Regions from separate parts of the Homo sapiens genome. Here region 1 is linked to region 2. A link is a contact called in ENCODE Hi-C or POLR2A ChIA-PET data. All regions are on one chromosome and are shown on one strand. Each heading gives the region's core, a stretch centred on a gene start or an enhancer-like site at or near the end of the contact. The rest is flanking DNA. Distances are from core to core; before and after follow the strand shown. Region 1 overlaps ATP6V0A1 (ATPase H+ transporting V0 subunit a1). Region 2 holds the start of STAT3 (signal transducer and activator of transcription 3).

Region 1 (3,598 bases), core at 417-2,916, 130 kb after region 2:
GCTGCTCTGCTTAAAAGTGGGATGCCCTTACTGGGTGCGATGGCTCACACCTATAATCCCAGCATTCTGGGAGGCTGAGGCAGGCAGATCACCTGAGGTCAGGAGTTCGAGACCAGCCTGGACAACATGGTGAAACCCCATCTCTACTAAAAATGCAAACATTAGCTGGGCGTGATGGTGGGCGCCTGTAATCCCAGCTACTCGGGAGGCTGAGGCAAGAGAATCGCTTGAACCCAGGAGATGGAGGTTGCAGTGAGCCAAGATCGCGCCACTGCACTGCAACCTGGGCGACAGACCGAGACTCCGTCTCAAAACAACAACAACAACAACAACAACAAAAAAACCTGGGATGCCCTAGAGAGAGGGTGTCTGCCTGGGGTCCCCCATAAAAAGACTGCTTTTAGCCTGTCTAGAGTGAGAGAAGACCCCAGAGGAGGCAGAGGATACCATCAGAATGCCCTCAGGTGCTGTTTGCAAGGAACAGCCTCCCCATATATGTCGTATTTATTTTGGCAATAGGAGTATTGGGTAGGAGAGGAAAAAACAGTGCAAACCTCCTTTGTGCAACTTCCAGAATCTCGTCTTTGGAGGGCTGTTCCCGTGACACGAGTGGGGCGCCTCCCCCACCACTAAAACAGAAGTGAATGAAATTGGTGCTTGTGCGCCCCCTCCTGGCAAAATGCGGCTGTGCGTCCAGGATGCCTGGATCTTCCCTGTGGCCCAGGACTGCAGGAGGCGTTCTGAGCTGTGGCCCTCTTACCAGGGGTGGAGCCTCTGGGGCTGCTGAACCAGCTGTAGGGATGGTGCTGCTGTTCTTCCTGGCATCCATCCTAGGCATCTTCATACCTCCCACTTTATCCCTGCTGTTTCCTGATTCAAGGGCTGCCCCATTATACAAGTTCTGGTCTCCTCAGTGGGGACAATAAGAAAAACATTTGATTCGATAACATATAAACCACTAGTGTGAGATTCATGCAGCATCATAGGAAGGGGGGTGATGTGTTTGAAAACAGTGAGCAGGCTAATGTATTAATCTGCTAATTCTGTCTCCTGAGTTTTCTCTCTTTTCCTCCCTCCTGCCACATGAAGTGTGCTTGGCTTCTTACCTACCATAATTAGACATCTTTTCTTCCTCAGAGAAGGCATGAGACAGGGATTTGATTGTAGTTATCACTGTAAACATCAAACTGATTTTTATGCAGAACTATTGCCCCAGGGCATACCTTCCAAGGAACCTGGTCTCTCCTTACCTAGCGAATTCCACATACACATAGATGTACACCTACCTGTACACTCACAGATTGGGTGGTGATTAAAGGGACAGAATCGGGGACCAGCTTCTTGTTAGGAATGCAGTGTTGCCACGGCATGACAGCATGGAGCAGTTGAGGGAATGGCTGCCCAGGAGAACTCAGAACTCTTGAAATGTAGTTCCAGGCTGCCATCATTGCCCTGATATTCAGGCCGTCAGACAGATGTGTGTTGTAGGCCCTGAACGGCACAGAGAGTGGCAGAACAGGCTACATAAACAGCTCAGCCCAGAATTGTCTTTCCAGACTGCCTGCCCTCAGTCACAACCCCCACCAGGGAAGGGAAGCGGCCCCAAGACTCCTTCCTCCTTCACCCACTCGAGGAAACAGAGTTCCTGTTACGTGGCATGAATGATGTCTTTTGGCCCCAGTTAATCCCTCTGAGTCACCAGGTGGCCTTTGCCAAGTGCTGGAGCTGGAAGAGATGATAGAGACACTCATCTGGCGTCCTGAGGCTCTCCTCACAGCTGTTGAATTCTAGAGGTGCATTTCAGTGTCTTGGGGCATGGCAAGACTTTGGAGGCTCCCTGAGCAGAGCAGTGGAGATGCCCAAAAAGAAGGAAGAACCTAGGATGGCAGATGGGGCCCCCCTTGCCCTGGGGAACTTCATGTTTGTACTTTCTCAGGAAGCACACATTTCCCCAGTTCAGCGGGAGAGAGTGGGGAGACTAGCAGGGAAATTGCTTTCCAGCTTTGTGCTGGGTGGTTGGGGTGAGGGTGGCCACGGAAGGAGGTGAAATCAGGCTGACCTCAAGATAGACCCAAGATGTCCCAGTTCTGGCCGCTCTAAGTCTCTAAAGCAGCAGCTGGTGGGAGGGGCAGTATTGGGCAGTATGTCAGGGAGGCCACCTGTCTGCTCACACAGTACAATTGATGTGCCCCTCCCAGGCATATATCCCTCTTCCTCCTTGCTGGGCCCCCATGGGTAGATAAGGTGACTGGAGGGGTGCCAAGAAAAGGGCGGTGCCCCCACAGGCATCTGAAAACAAAGCTGCTGCTCCATTTGCCCAGTTTGAAGATTAGAATGGTTTTGTGATTAGCCAGGAGGGGGTGGGGGTCAGAGTTCTGGACACCTCACTGGAGTCGGGGGTCAGCATACCCTACCAAGGCTGACATTCACTCCTAGGTAATGGCCTGGGACCCTCAGGTGACTTGTCCACTCTCTGGCTATGTATTGTTGAATGAAAAGGGGACATGTAAATCTCGTTTCAGCTGTTCTGAAATAACCCTTGCCACATGGGAACACAGTCTATTCAACATGAAGAATTCAAACCTAACACAAGTGGGTGAGAAGCAGGAACCCACTGCTAGGCCCCACCGCGTTCCCTCAGAGGTGGTCTCAGTAGCTGGAACTTGGAGAAGTAGTTTTGGTGGGGTGTTGGGACGTGGGTGAATCCAGGTCCTGGTTTGGAATTGCTCTGGTGGGAACCGTCAGCTAACGTCAGTTGGAAGCTCTGTGTCCTCCCCCTCCTGAGTCCTGTTTTTCCTGGAGGACCTTGGCCCACCCCTGTGGAATGTGGGGATGTGGGGAAGAAAGCTGACTGCTTTTACTCCCACTCAGAAAATTCGGTTGCGCTCTTCTTCAAGGGGGTGCTCCTCAGCCTGCACCCCAGTGAAGGGGCCTCTGAGGAACTCCCAGTGCCACTGGCAAACAGTCTGTAACCTTTGGGCCCCAGCCACCTCCCAGCCCCTGTTCTCTTAATTCCTGCCTTCTTGGCTTGGAGGGAGGAATCTCCATTTGTAAAAGCTGAGTTAGGGAACTAGAGGGTTCCTGAAGCTTTAAAGCGCCTCAAAGCCCTCACCCTGCACGTGACCTGTCACCTGGAGCCTGCCCCAGCCCCCACGCCTGCCTGTTCTTATAGGGGCTCCGGTGCCTCCAGGGTCACACAGCACCATGTGGAAACTATTCCTCAGGGCAGCTCTCCTTGGCCTTTTTATCCCCTGAATCATGCATTTTTCTGCCCTTATTTGGTGTGGTTTGGTTGCTGGGCAGCTGTCCAGGGTGAGTTTGCAGGAGGAAGCACAGCCAAGCAGCCTCGCTCTGCTTATGGGACAGTCTTCCTCCCACCCTCCCTGAGAGTGAAAGGGCCCCACAGAGACCATCAGGCATGGATGCTGAACTGCTGGGAAGGGAGCTCAGGCTTTTTCTTTTTAGTCCCCAAGAGAAGAATTCTTTCTCAGATGTTTTTGTGGTTGGAGAATATTTTTGCCATTGCTTTGAGAAGACTTCCCCTCCTAACTCCCCCTCTTTCCTTGGAATTTCCTTCCTTAAATGGAAAGCCTTCAAC
Region 2 (3,520 bases), core at 865-3,364:
CAGAAGGAGGCACAAATTCCACCACTATGGCACTCTGCTGCGTTGGCCAAGTGTCTTGATCCTTTGGCCTCAATTTTCTTATCTACGATATTAGGGTAATTGTTATGTGAACTACCCACCTCACAAGTCCTTTGTGGGTTAATTCATAACTGTGCTGTGGGTATTTCTTTTTCTTTCCTTTCTTCCTCCTTTCCTTTCTTTCTTTCTTAAAGATGGGTTCTCATTATGGTGCTTAGACTAGACTCTAGACCCAATTCCTGGCCTCTCACCATGTTGCCCAGACCAGACTCAACTCCTGGACTCAAGGAATCCTCCCACCTCAGCCTTCAATTAGCTGGGATCAGAGGTGTGCACCACCATGCCTGGCACTGTGGATATTTCTAAGTGATTATTCTTCTCAAATGAACTACATAAAAAACAAAAGATTCATGAATTTACTAATGGTTCTTTGTGATGGATGTGCTAATATAGAGACTAAAATCAAGGCTCCAACCTCTAAAACATTTTTTTTTAAATTCCAGACTTGTTTCCCCATCCCACTGTGCAAACTGAACAAAAACTGGGCTAGCACTCCTGTCTGGAACATGTAATAAGGAAATAAATGTGCTGACTCAGAGAACACAGACATATTTAATATAAAATAAGATAGAAAACTGGCTGAACCAAGTCATAACACAGTCTAAATCCACATATAAAAGATTGAGATGATTTTCTGCTTTGCTTTATTCAAGCCCAATGCTTTATCAGCACAGCCAGCCAAAAATTTACAACCCATACACAGACTATGTAAACCTTTAGTTGCACATACAGTAAGACCAGCAGGTACACACTATACACATTTTTAATTAAAAAAATGACTAACCACTGATTTTGTCACCACACTTAACAACGACCTGATATGGCACAGAGTGATGTGTACCAAACATGGAAATACCAACTTGGGCGACGGTTTGAATCTTGTTAACTTCAGTGCAACCACACCCCCCAAATGCATGTAAAGTTTGCACACATGGTTTTTTCAAGGCCAGCCTGTCTTTGTTTCCCTCTCCTCTGCATTTACCCAAGATCTTGGCTCTGAGACAGAAAACTCCCACTCTCAATTGGTTCATTCCGTCCTATGCAATTAAGCAACACCACAATCCAGTAAATGCAATGGCTCAATTATTTATCTTCTGGCCGACTTTACCAGGTATTTGGAAAAGGACAATGTCAAGAGGTTTATTTCTCTCTCTAGAGCTGGCTTGACGGGTTGATGGGGATTTTATTTTGTCTTTTTTTCTCTTTTTTACAAGGCGGGGACGTGGGGGGAGCATAATTTAACCTAGAAAAAGATGCGAGGGAATTTAGAAAGAGTACCGGTCTGTCAATTTCCCTACAGGAAACTTGATTCTTATGCAATAAAGCCTACCCACGACCAGCCAGCCCGTAAGGCTGCAGGCGACAGACACACCTATTCCTGCCTCCAAAAGGGCACAGCTGTCTCCTGAAGGAGCGGGAACAGGGCAAGCGGAGGAAGTGGCTCAGCGGGAGCCGCCGACCGGGCGGGGAGGAGGCGCTTTCCGACCCCCCACTCGCGCCGGTGATCCCCGTCGGCGTGACAGTCGCTCCGGTGGCCGGAACGTCCCCAGGGCCCCAGGGAGCAGGAAATCGGGGGACTGTCCCTCACTCCTGCCGCCGCAACCGAGTGCGCCCTCGCCCCACGGTGCCCCCTCGAGCGCGTTCTGTTTCTCCGAAGAACGAAACTTCCCTCCAGCGCCCCGAGTCCCTTCCGAGGCCCGCTCCTGTCATCCCGAAGAGTCTTCCCTCAGGGCGACCCTCCGCGTCTCTTCATCTCTCCCGGCCCCACTGCAGCGTCCATCACAACATCCCCAAGGTCCCAGAGGCCCCCTGCCGCTGCGGAGCCCCCGGGTCCCCAGGCCTCCCCAACGGCCCCACCCTGCACCCCCTTCACCTGTTTCTCCGGCAGAGGCCGAGAGGCCGGGGCTGCGCGTGTGCCGGGGACGGGCGGCGAGGCTCCCTCAGGCCGAAGGGCCTCTCCGAGCCGAGGGGGAGAGACAGCGCCAAGCCGGGGTGCCTGTCCAGGATCCGGTTGGGGCTTGTTCCCTCGGCTGCGACGTCGGAACCCCCGGCTCCCCCTCCCAGTCTGCGCCGCCGCAGCTCCGGAAACCGCTGAATTACAGCCCCTTCAGCCAATCCTCGCCCAGCCCCAGCCTGGCCGAGGCACGCCGTCATGCATAATTCATGAAAGGCCAGCTCGTTCGGCCACCCAGAGGTCCCAGTGCGTGTGCGGTACAGCCGAAGCCCCGCCCACTGACCAATGAGGAGAGCAGCTAGGAGAAAGGGCGGAGCCAAGAGGAGACTGATACGCCCCTGTGCTGGCTGTTCCGACAGTTCGGTGCTCCTCCCTCCGCCACAGCGAGGGAAGAGCCGAGGACTTGGGCACAGAAGCCCGGGGGGAGGGAGGGAAGATGACCGGAATGTCCTGCTGAAAACTCAGCTGAGTTCCTGGCAGTGCGTGACGTCAAGGCACTTTAAATGCCCCTGATACAGCTCCCTCCTGCCCGCTCTCCCTTTTCCCGGCCCTTGGCACCACGTGGTGGCGAGGTTGAGAGCCTCTTACCACGCGGGAATCAGCTAGTTAGATAGTCCCCAGGTATCTCCAGATCCTCTGGGGACCCAACTCCTGAATTGGGTTCTGGGGACAACAAAAAGAACATGGGTGACTCCGCCTGCTTTGAACTTCAGTTTCTGCGTGAGCAGGGACACACACACCCGGAAACATGACGTGGAAATAGAGTAATTACTAGAGTGCGTGGGGAGAGGGTAGTGGATTTAACCCCGTACTCCGTTCCATCACTTCAAGCATCAAACGCCGACCAGCTAGCCCATTGGCCCGTACAGGCGAATGCAGAAGACGGTGTATACGAAAGCTGATAACGTGTAGGGCTTGACATTTTTATGCGTCTGAATTGAAATACATGAAATGTTCTGCCTTTTTCTTTTCCACCTTGCCTACTTGGTATGCAAGTTTTACTGAATTGAAGCCAGTGGTTGATAGGAAATGTAGACATTTTGCCTTTCATAATAGAGGATGAACTTTGCATAATGGAGTGATTTCTGTGTATGTGCTGATACTATCAGGGTTTTTAATTTTTATTTTTTTGGGTCTTTAAAAATATGTTATTAATATTTGTGTTTGTTTAATACGAACAGGTATAAAGACAAAAATCTAAAAAGGACCCATTATCTCACTGCTCAGCTAACCCCTGACATATTTTTTTTCAATGAACCTAATACATGTTCCTGTTTAGAAAATGCAGACCGTTCAGAAAGGTCAAAAATATTAAATGAAAATCTTTCCCTACCCCCATCATTCCTTCTCCCCAAGGATAGCTGTTCTTATTAATTTCTAGTGAGAAAAATCAATGACTCTTAACCTTTGAAGGCAGTCACAGATCCTTCTGAGTGTTTGAAGGAGACTAGATTCTAGCCCCAGAAACAATACAAGGTTTTACTCACA

The links. A loop is a pair of places that touch in the nucleus more often than their neighbours do. ChIA-PET counts read pairs that join two places held with the same protein, here RNA polymerase II (POLR2A). Pooled maps may share reads with other maps.
Region 1: a loop to region 2 is called in a map of endothelial cell of umbilical vein, with 5 times the contacts of the local background. The contact joins the enhancer-like site here to the promoter of STAT3 in region 2. A Hi-C loop is called at or near these places in 2 of 168 maps with a recorded cell type or tissue (endothelial cell of umbilical vein and mammary epithelial cell) and 10 of 50 pooled maps. POLR2A ChIA-PET finds 5 or more read pairs at or near these places in 16 of 52 experiments (A549, A673, AG04449 and 13 more).

Annotation. Positions count from the first base shown.
Region 1 is chr17:42,516,970-42,520,567 of GRCh38, forward strand. The region is part of intron 21 of ATP6V0A1 (ATPase H+ transporting V0 subunit a1); the gene reads left to right. Among named protein-coding and RNA genes, the nearest start is that of MIR5010, 4.6 kb to the left of the region's middle. RefSeq lists an enhancer at 1-137 and a silencer at 581-630. Within about 2 kb of position 1,667, at least 34 of the 41 ENCODE cell types and tissues checked have a DNase peak (open chromatin) inside an H3K27ac peak, as active enhancers do; they include A673, endothelial cell of umbilical vein and mammary epithelial cell, where a contact is called at or near this core.
Region 2 is chr17:42,386,328-42,389,847 of GRCh38, forward strand. STAT3 (signal transducer and activator of transcription 3) reads right to left here and starts at 2,115. Exons shown (of 24, transcript NM_139276.3): 1 at 1,952-2,115. RefSeq lists silencers at 1,456-1,535, 1,766-2,045 and an enhancer at 2,566-2,835.